Regions from separate parts of the Mus musculus genome. Here regions 1 and 3 are each linked to region 2. Evidence: chromatin loops called from intact Hi-C (ENCODE). Cell type or tissue: left cerebral cortex. All regions are shown on one strand.

Region 1 (2,500 bases), 1.3 Mb before region 2:
CCAGTAACAGAGCTCTCAAAGGCTTCTTCTCCATGCTTGACTAGAACTTAAAACAAAAACAGTCTAAACAAGCTTCTTTTGAAATCAATTCTTGGCCATGGAGACAGAAAACAAGATATTTCCTTTTGGCGAATAGCTCCCCCTCTTCCTCGTCATTTAGCAAGAGGTATCTTGAACTGCTCTCCTGAAATCCGATGAGAGATGTGAAGAGAATATTTTCCACTCAGAGAAAAGAGCCGTGCAGTCTGGGGAAGCAGGGCCCTCACTGGGAGAGAATGAGTGCCAAGAGCTGTCTCACCTTGTGGTTCCCGGGCAGGCCTACAAGCTCTACAGATAAAGCCCAGACAGCAACTACTGGGAATCCTGGAAGGTCCTTTTGGGGGAAAAACAACAACAACCTTCCATCAGGGTTTCCATCTGTGGGTGGAATAGGAGGCTATTGTTCCTGGAAACTGAAGAAAAGGCAGGAATTTACTTTCCAAATTGGGCAGCAGCCGAAAATTCAGCACAGCTCACTGCTCAGCTGCTGCCCTTTAACAGCAGGTGATGGTGTGATTTTTCTCAATGGAGCAAACAACCTACTGGAAAGCTCCTCAGACTGTCACTAATCTCTACTGGCGTCGCGTCGGTTTCTTGTATGTCAGCAATTCATGATGCTCCGTGTTTGCCATAAAGAGATTCCTTATGTGTTGGTTGTGTGACCCCCTTATCGTAATCTCAAAAGACAACGATCTCTACCTTCTCTCTAAAATAAATCCAGTACAAGACAATCCCTGCCTTCTTTAGGGGTGGTGCATGGTCTGATGCAGAGGACTGTACTGCCCCGTGCCAGAAGTAGAATCAAGGGAGACCTTTAGAAAACAATACCTGCCAGGTACCTCACGCACGTGTCTTTTATTGTGTAACTTACATGCAAAGGGTTGTGGGTGGGCTGTAATAAATCAGCGCCATCTAGTGGAAATGGGCAAAGCTACAAGTCACCGCTCCACTGCTGTGTCACTGCCAGTAGGACACCTTCCAGCTCAGTCACTTCTCAACGCAGTCTTATTTATACTCTTCTATTTAAACGGGTTGCCCCATTCTGCTTTGAAAGCTAAAGGCTAGTCCTAGGTAGAGTAAAAAGACTGGGGACTGTGTAAATAAATGTTCTGGCAGTAATCAAGATAATTGTACCAGTTAGCATGTGAACACTAATGTTTGGTTTATAGTCATCATATTTCATCCTTATAGGACTCTGGGAGACAGTGCTGTTTTGTTGAGAAGGAAACTGAGGCACAGAGAGTCTATGTAACTTGCCTGGGCCACTCTTTTGCTACTGGGAAGACACCAGTCTTCCTTGTGTCCCCCTGCCTGAATGGGGTCGTAAATATATGCTGGAGTAGACAGAATTCCAGTGTTAGGGCTGATGGACAGAGTCCCAGAATAGGAAAACATGGTGGATATTGGTAGATAATAGGTGTCCCATAGGTCAAATGGAAGTTGGTTCGAGCCATACTCAGTCGTTTTTCTGTTTTGTGTTCCTGGGAGAATTACAGTATGTTCTGAGAACTCCAGGTTATTCTGAAAAAAAAAAAATGGCGACAGGGATATATCTTCCTCGTGGAGGAGGAGCTGGTAGTATGGGGAGAAGTGTGGGTGCTTGCGGTCTGGCTCATGGTGGCTGTAGATAAGATTTTTCTTTTTAATTCTTTGAAAACGATTTTAGACGTTCATCAATTAGAGAAGAGTCCCTCATGGGGAGTAGACAGGTCGGTTCTTAAGCTCTGAATTCAGCCTTCTATCCACCTGGAGTTCTTGTCCCGCCTAGGACAATGTGTGGAATGTGCCCCTCCATAATCCTATCTTCCTTCCCACTGTTGGTGCTCATAGCAGGACCAAAGCTGGCAGGTGCAGAAGTTGTCCTTGGCGCCGTCCGTGGGTGATCCTGCTCTTGTGCTCTTTGGTCTCTTTGGTGTTCATGATGAATGTGAGGATAGGAAGGTGCAAGAAGGAGATTCTTGTTACAGAGTCCTTCTCTGAGGCCTCCAGGGCACAAAGGGCTTTTATGAGAAGGGACAGAGGGAGGATATGGAGATATTGGTTAGGAGGCAGAGGCCTTTGTTATTTAGTCTGCTGTCTCTTTTCTTTTTTCTCTGTCCAAACACAACAGAGTCATGGGCCTCCTGCACCTAATTAGCTAAAGACTATGGACAGAGAACAGCAGATATAGTGGGTTCTGGGAATCTCAAGGAAGTTTTACCAGTTTACATCTCCACCATTTGGGTAGACCCTTTAGAACTTAGACTGTCTAGTGAGTGGGAGGAAGATGAAGGATAAGGGGGGAGGAGACAGACAGACAGACAAAGATCTGCCAAGTAAAATGTCCCCAAAGAGCTGCCCCATCACAAAATGGTGTATTCCTGTCTGGCCATCTAGAATTACCTATCATTTTCTCTCTCTAAAGGAGATTTTAGTTGTATTCATGTGTGCATATGTGTGTGACCACGTGTGAATAAGTGCA
Region 2 (2,500 bases):
TACGTGCATCTAAGAACTGTGCATATCAGAACTTTGTAAACAGTGATGTTTGCTACGTTTTTAGGCTCTAGGCTTTCTGGGACATCAGAAAGGAGCAAATTATCTTCACTACCTCCATTTGGACTTTATTTCCCAGAAGAGCAGAGAAGACAGTTTTGCACAGCACACTATGAGAGTTAAATAACAGCACATTGTAGTTTCAAAGCTTAATAACTTCAGCTGTCAGATTTACTCATTGCAATCTACTTCTATTGGGAAAAACTGCCAAAGGGGGCTGGGCTACCTGTAGTAAGTGCACTACCTCACACATGCATTGTGTCAGACAAGCCTCTCAACTCTAAGGTGGGTCCTCTTAATCATTTCCCTTGCACAAATGAGCAAGCAGAAGTGAAATTTAATAATGTTCATGACGTGAGATTAGAATGTGAAACTACATATGCCATGTTAGGCGCCACAGCTCCACTAAGGTACTATTTAATTTCTGAGTTATCTCCAGATAATTTCTGCATGTAATTTATAAGATTTTTTATAGATATTATCTTCTGGAAAGGTTCATGATGCATACTAAGTTACTAGACCAGGAATATTAATTTTTTAAGTCATGGAGTCTTGGACTTAAGTGTTCTAAGTATCCTGAGATAATGGGAGTCCCAGAAGTAAGACTCAAGCTTCCCCTGGAAAGGAGTCAGACGGACAGCACGAATGATAACCTGTCACCCAAGCGCCCACGAAATCCATGCATATAAGAATGGTGTACCTGTGCTGCCCATCCACCCCAGGGCTCGGTATTGCTGGAGAACTCTGCCCACAGCCTTTTGATTCCTAGCAACTGTCACAGCTCTTGGCAAGCCAAATCGCTGTTTGTAGTATCTCATCAAGGAGCGATGACCCACTCTGGCACCTGTTTTGAGAAGAGCAATATTTAAACACTGGTCTTTCAAGTCAGAGTTATAAACCAAAGGCTTCCCAAAAGATCTTGAATGGCACCAAGCCTTAGGAATCCTAGTAGGAAAACAGAAATAAGCAGGAATACACTACAGGAAAAACAGACCAATATTAGGAAAATATATAAAGGCTAAAAAGCCCCAAGAGAAAGAAGATGAAGCAGGGAATAACTCTGACATCAGGTCTACAAGCCATATTGGGAAAACTGAACCAGAACAAAAATGAAACCATCTTTTTTCTGGTTCAGTTTTCTCTTCCAGTCGTCTTCCAACAGGAGTAAATTTTACCACACAGGGAAATCTGATACCTACTGTAGATGTCTTTATTGTTACAAATGGAGTAATACTGGCATCTAGTGGCTGAAGGACAGAGATGCTACTGCACATATTAAAATGCACAGGCAGATTAACAACATCAAAGTATTATTTAGCTACATTGACAAAGCTGATACACTCCTTCCTAAATGATGAAAAACCACGTGATATCTCAAAAAGATTAAGCTAAATTCTCTTTAAACCTGTGGTTATTTGCAGAAATCAAGTGAAACAAAAAAACTTTGAGAAATGAATTCTTAACTTTAATTTCCAATATATGTTGATGTCATTACGAATATGGTTGTATACACCAATGCACAGGCTTACCATTAATAGTGCAATACACTAAGCAAAAAGGAAAGAGGGCCAGAGAGCTGGGTAAGCTGTGCTGACCTGGCAATCTGAGTTCAATTCCCAGAAAGCACATTAAGGTGGATAGAGAATCAAGCCCACAGAGTTACCTCTAGCCTTCCCATATGTACTATGGCATATGCACACAAATACCCGCCACCCACTCACAACCATAGTAAATACAATTTCAAAACAAAGAAAAGAGAATATACATTTCAAATTACGAAAACTAAGGGGCAATGTAAAGTCTGCAACTTCTCTAATTACACTAATAAAACCCATAAGTAAAGTTATTTACTAGATGAACAATTTGAGGTTCCTATAAGTATAAGTCTGTCTGTTAGAGGTCTGAAATCCACTCCACTAGTCTGTAAATTTTAATGGAACACAGCCACACTCACCTACATCTCTACTGACTTTTGAGCTACAAAGCAGATCTAAACAATTACTAGAGACAGAATGGTACACAAAGACAGAATGGTACACAAAATCATTGCTTTCTGGCCATTTATAGAGAAGTAACCAAATCATATGGCTTGACTTCTGAGCAGGGAAACTAATAAATATGTTAAGCTCTGTCTGGGATGGCTAATTCTAGGCTCCACCAGAAAAATGGTTTTCAAAAGGTAATTCTCCCATACTATCCTAAGAGATTGGTCCCTAGGCCAGTGGCATCAACATCACCTGTGGGTTTACTAATAAAAGCAGGCTATGTTTTTTAGATGAATATTAATTAAGATATAAGCAATCAAATACCTTTCCAAATAGAAACACATAAGGGTAAAACCCTGGGTATAGTACCCAGAGTAGTTTTCAACTTATGTAAATAAAACAATTGACAAATAAGCAAATATGAATAGTTTATCACATAAGCTGTAGAAGGCTATATT
Region 3 (2,500 bases), 310 kb before region 2:
ATTATAGTACCTAGGAGTACCTGACTTCAAAATAAGGTAGAGAGAAAAGGTGTAGGTTAATTTACTTCTGTATTGGCCACCAGAACACTTTATCAGCCTTCTCAGAAAGAGAACTGGAGAGGGAAGCTCAGTTGTGGGGCGTGCGCTGTCCGTGGTGCTGAAAGCTCTACCCTTGCGGTCCAGGTCCAGGACTCACCGCCTGCAGACCTGGGGTCCCTCTGGCCTTACCTGCTCTGCGCCCTGGAAGCAGATCTTGCAAATGGGCTGATGGTGCTGGTGCTGGTGCCCCGAGCGCTGGTCGCTACCGCCGCCACTACTGCTGCTGCGGCTGCTACATACGGAGCGTGTTTCGGGCTGGTCTCCGGTGCCTCGCCGCTCGCCCTCCCGGCACGCGCCGGCCTCGGGCTCCCCCGGGCTGCCTTTCCCCGTCGCAGCCTCGGGGAGCTTCACCTCTGGAAGGCGCCTAGGACCTTCGCAGGAGTCGCCCGCCGCTGTCACCTCCTGGTCGCCGGGCAACAGAGACGGCGGCAGCGGCGGTAGAGGCTCTCCTGCGCCCTTGCGCCGAGGGGCCAGTTCTACCGGCGGCTCGCCCGACCCTACGATGCGCTCCAGAGGCGCGGGCAGCGGCGGCCGGTAGCGTGGGGAGGTGGGGACCAGGACCGACTCTCCCGGAGGCGGGGGTGGGGGCGGCGGGGGCAGAGGTGGCTCAGCTTCGAGGCTGTCCGCCCGGCTAGACCGTTTTTTGCCCTCGTCGCTCATGGTGGAGTCGCCGCCGTCCTCCTGCCCGCCCGGTGGCGGGCCGGGCGCGGACTGCAGCCAGAGAGCGCAGAGGAAGGCTGGAGAGGGAGGAGGGAAGAGGGTGGGAAGGGGAACCGGGGCGAAGGGACTAGGAAGGCGGGACCAGGAGAGGACGCGGAGGACCGGCGCGGCGGCCGCAGAGGCGGCTGTTCAGCGGAGCCGCCGGCTCGGCTCTGATGGAGGCGGCGCCGAGTTCGGCTGCCCGTGCCAGGCGCGCGGGGGTGGGGATGGGAGGCGGGGAGGAGCGCAGAGCTGGGCAAGGAGGCTGGGAACAAGCACTGGACTGGGGGATGGGGGTAGGCAAGTCGTGCGTGAGAGAGAGGTGTGGGGTGCCGAGAGGACCCTGCTGGAACTGGGGGATTCCTGGGCCGCTTCCACTAACCCCGCCCCGGGCCGCTCACGTCGGTTCCGGGGCGGATTGCCCCTCGCAGAAGCGCGCGGTACTGCGGCTCCAGTGAGAAAGGAAAAGGGGGAGGGGTCGGAAGCTGCCGATCCAAAAACCGTTACTGGGTGGATCTGGGGGAATTCCGAGAAACCCGCCGGGTGGGGGCGCGGTGGGCCAAGCAGAGACCCGCGTGGGAGTAAGGATGAGGGCGAGGTAGGCATCCCTGTGAACAGAGGCACGCAGGAAAGGACTCTTGAGGACAGATGCTGTAGCTGCTCTTTGCTCCACTGTTGTTTTGGGGATCCCAGTCCTCTCTTCTTCAGAGGACTCTGCATCTCAAAAGTCTTCAAGCAGAAGCCTCTGAAACCTTTGTCATCCTGGGAATGCCCAATCCCCCTGTCTCCCTCTCCTGAATATATACATCCTGGATTTGTAAAAATTTTCGATGCGTCCGAGGTTGGAGGGTTGCAATGCTCCATTCTGTGGCTTGTGGGTCTCCTTCATGCTTGCACAAATATTGCTGCGTCCTTCCCAGGAAAAGTGGTTACAACCTTGACTCAGCCTGCCTCCACCCTCATCCACCCCCCACCCCCAGTCTCTCCTCCCTCTCTCCCTCTCTCTCCCTCTCCCCGGCCTCCTCTCTCCTCCCTCCCTACCCCTCCCTACCTTTTCTCTCCCTCTTCCTCTCTCTCCCCACCCCTTTCCAGTAGGGTACTGTGCTCCTGTGCTCTGGCCTTCTGTTCCAAACCCAGCAGTCTGAACTCTTAGGTTATTGGGGTTTTACCCTGCAAGGTGTCCATGCAAATCAATTGTGACTTATCACTGAAGTGGAGTCTTAATGACTTTGACAGAAGTGACTGGCCCTAAAACATTCCTTATTGGCCACATTTCATAGCTGAAGACCTAGGACCAGATAGGCAAACTAAGTTCAAGGTCACCAGCCTATTTAAGGACTGTCCATAGATCTGACACCAGTGTGTGTGTGTGTGTGTGTGTGTGTGTGTGTGTGTGTGTGTGTTTGCGTGCGCGTGCGCGCGCCAGGGTGATGGGCACATGAACATATACCAGCATTCACACACAATCCTTTCTTCATCTTCTTTAAAATAGTTCTGTAGCATGTGGGTTGTTTTGTGTCTCTAACTCCAGTTAACAGAATTGAAGTACTTGAGCACAGGCTTAAGTAGAATTTACAAGTATACATTTGCCTTTTTTAAAAAAGGAAAGAGAGAGGGTGAAGGGAAGGAGGAAAGGAGGGAGAAAGAAACAAACAACAAAGAAAAGAAAGGTAAAGACCCGGGTCTTTTGACATATATCACT

What was found. A loop is a pair of places that touch in the nucleus more often than their neighbours do. Peaks named below come from ENCODE experiments on the same cell type or tissue, not always from the same donor. Only the 100,000 strongest peaks of a DNase experiment are listed, where the experiment ranks them.
Region 1: a loop joins it to region 2, with 4 times the contacts of the local background. A loop is called at or near these places in 2 of 42 quality-filtered maps.
Region 3: it touches region 2 in a loop (4-fold over the local background); 9 of 42 quality-filtered maps call a loop at or near these places.

The regions. Positions count from the first base shown.
Region 1 is chr15:27,324,484-27,326,983 of GRCm38, reverse strand. No RefSeq gene overlaps it. Among named protein-coding and RNA genes, the nearest start is that of Gm36899, 140 kb to the left of the region's middle. In left cerebral cortex, a CTCF peak has its summit at 960 (motif pointing left); DNase peaks (open chromatin) are centred at 356, 543 and 947; H3K4me3 peaks cover 348 bases; H3K27ac peaks cover 576 bases.
Region 2 is chr15:25,994,507-25,997,006 of GRCm38, reverse strand. Zfp622 (zinc finger protein 622) reads right to left here. Exons shown (of 6, transcript NM_144523.3): 5 at 758-901. Among named protein-coding and RNA genes, the nearest start is that of Zfp622, 11 kb to the right of the region's middle. In left cerebral cortex, a CTCF peak has its summit at 1,299 (motif pointing left); a DNase peak (open chromatin) is centred at 1,273.
Region 3 is chr15:26,307,521-26,310,020 of GRCm38, reverse strand. It overlaps Marchf11 (membrane associated ring-CH-type finger 11), which reads right to left and starts at 973. Exons shown (of 4, transcript NM_177597.6): 1 at 229-973. The coding sequence starts at 759. In left cerebral cortex, a CTCF peak has its summit at 1,246; DNase peaks (open chromatin) are centred at 371, 1,080 and 1,214; H3K4me3 peaks cover 1,727 bases; H3K27ac peaks cover 1,594 bases.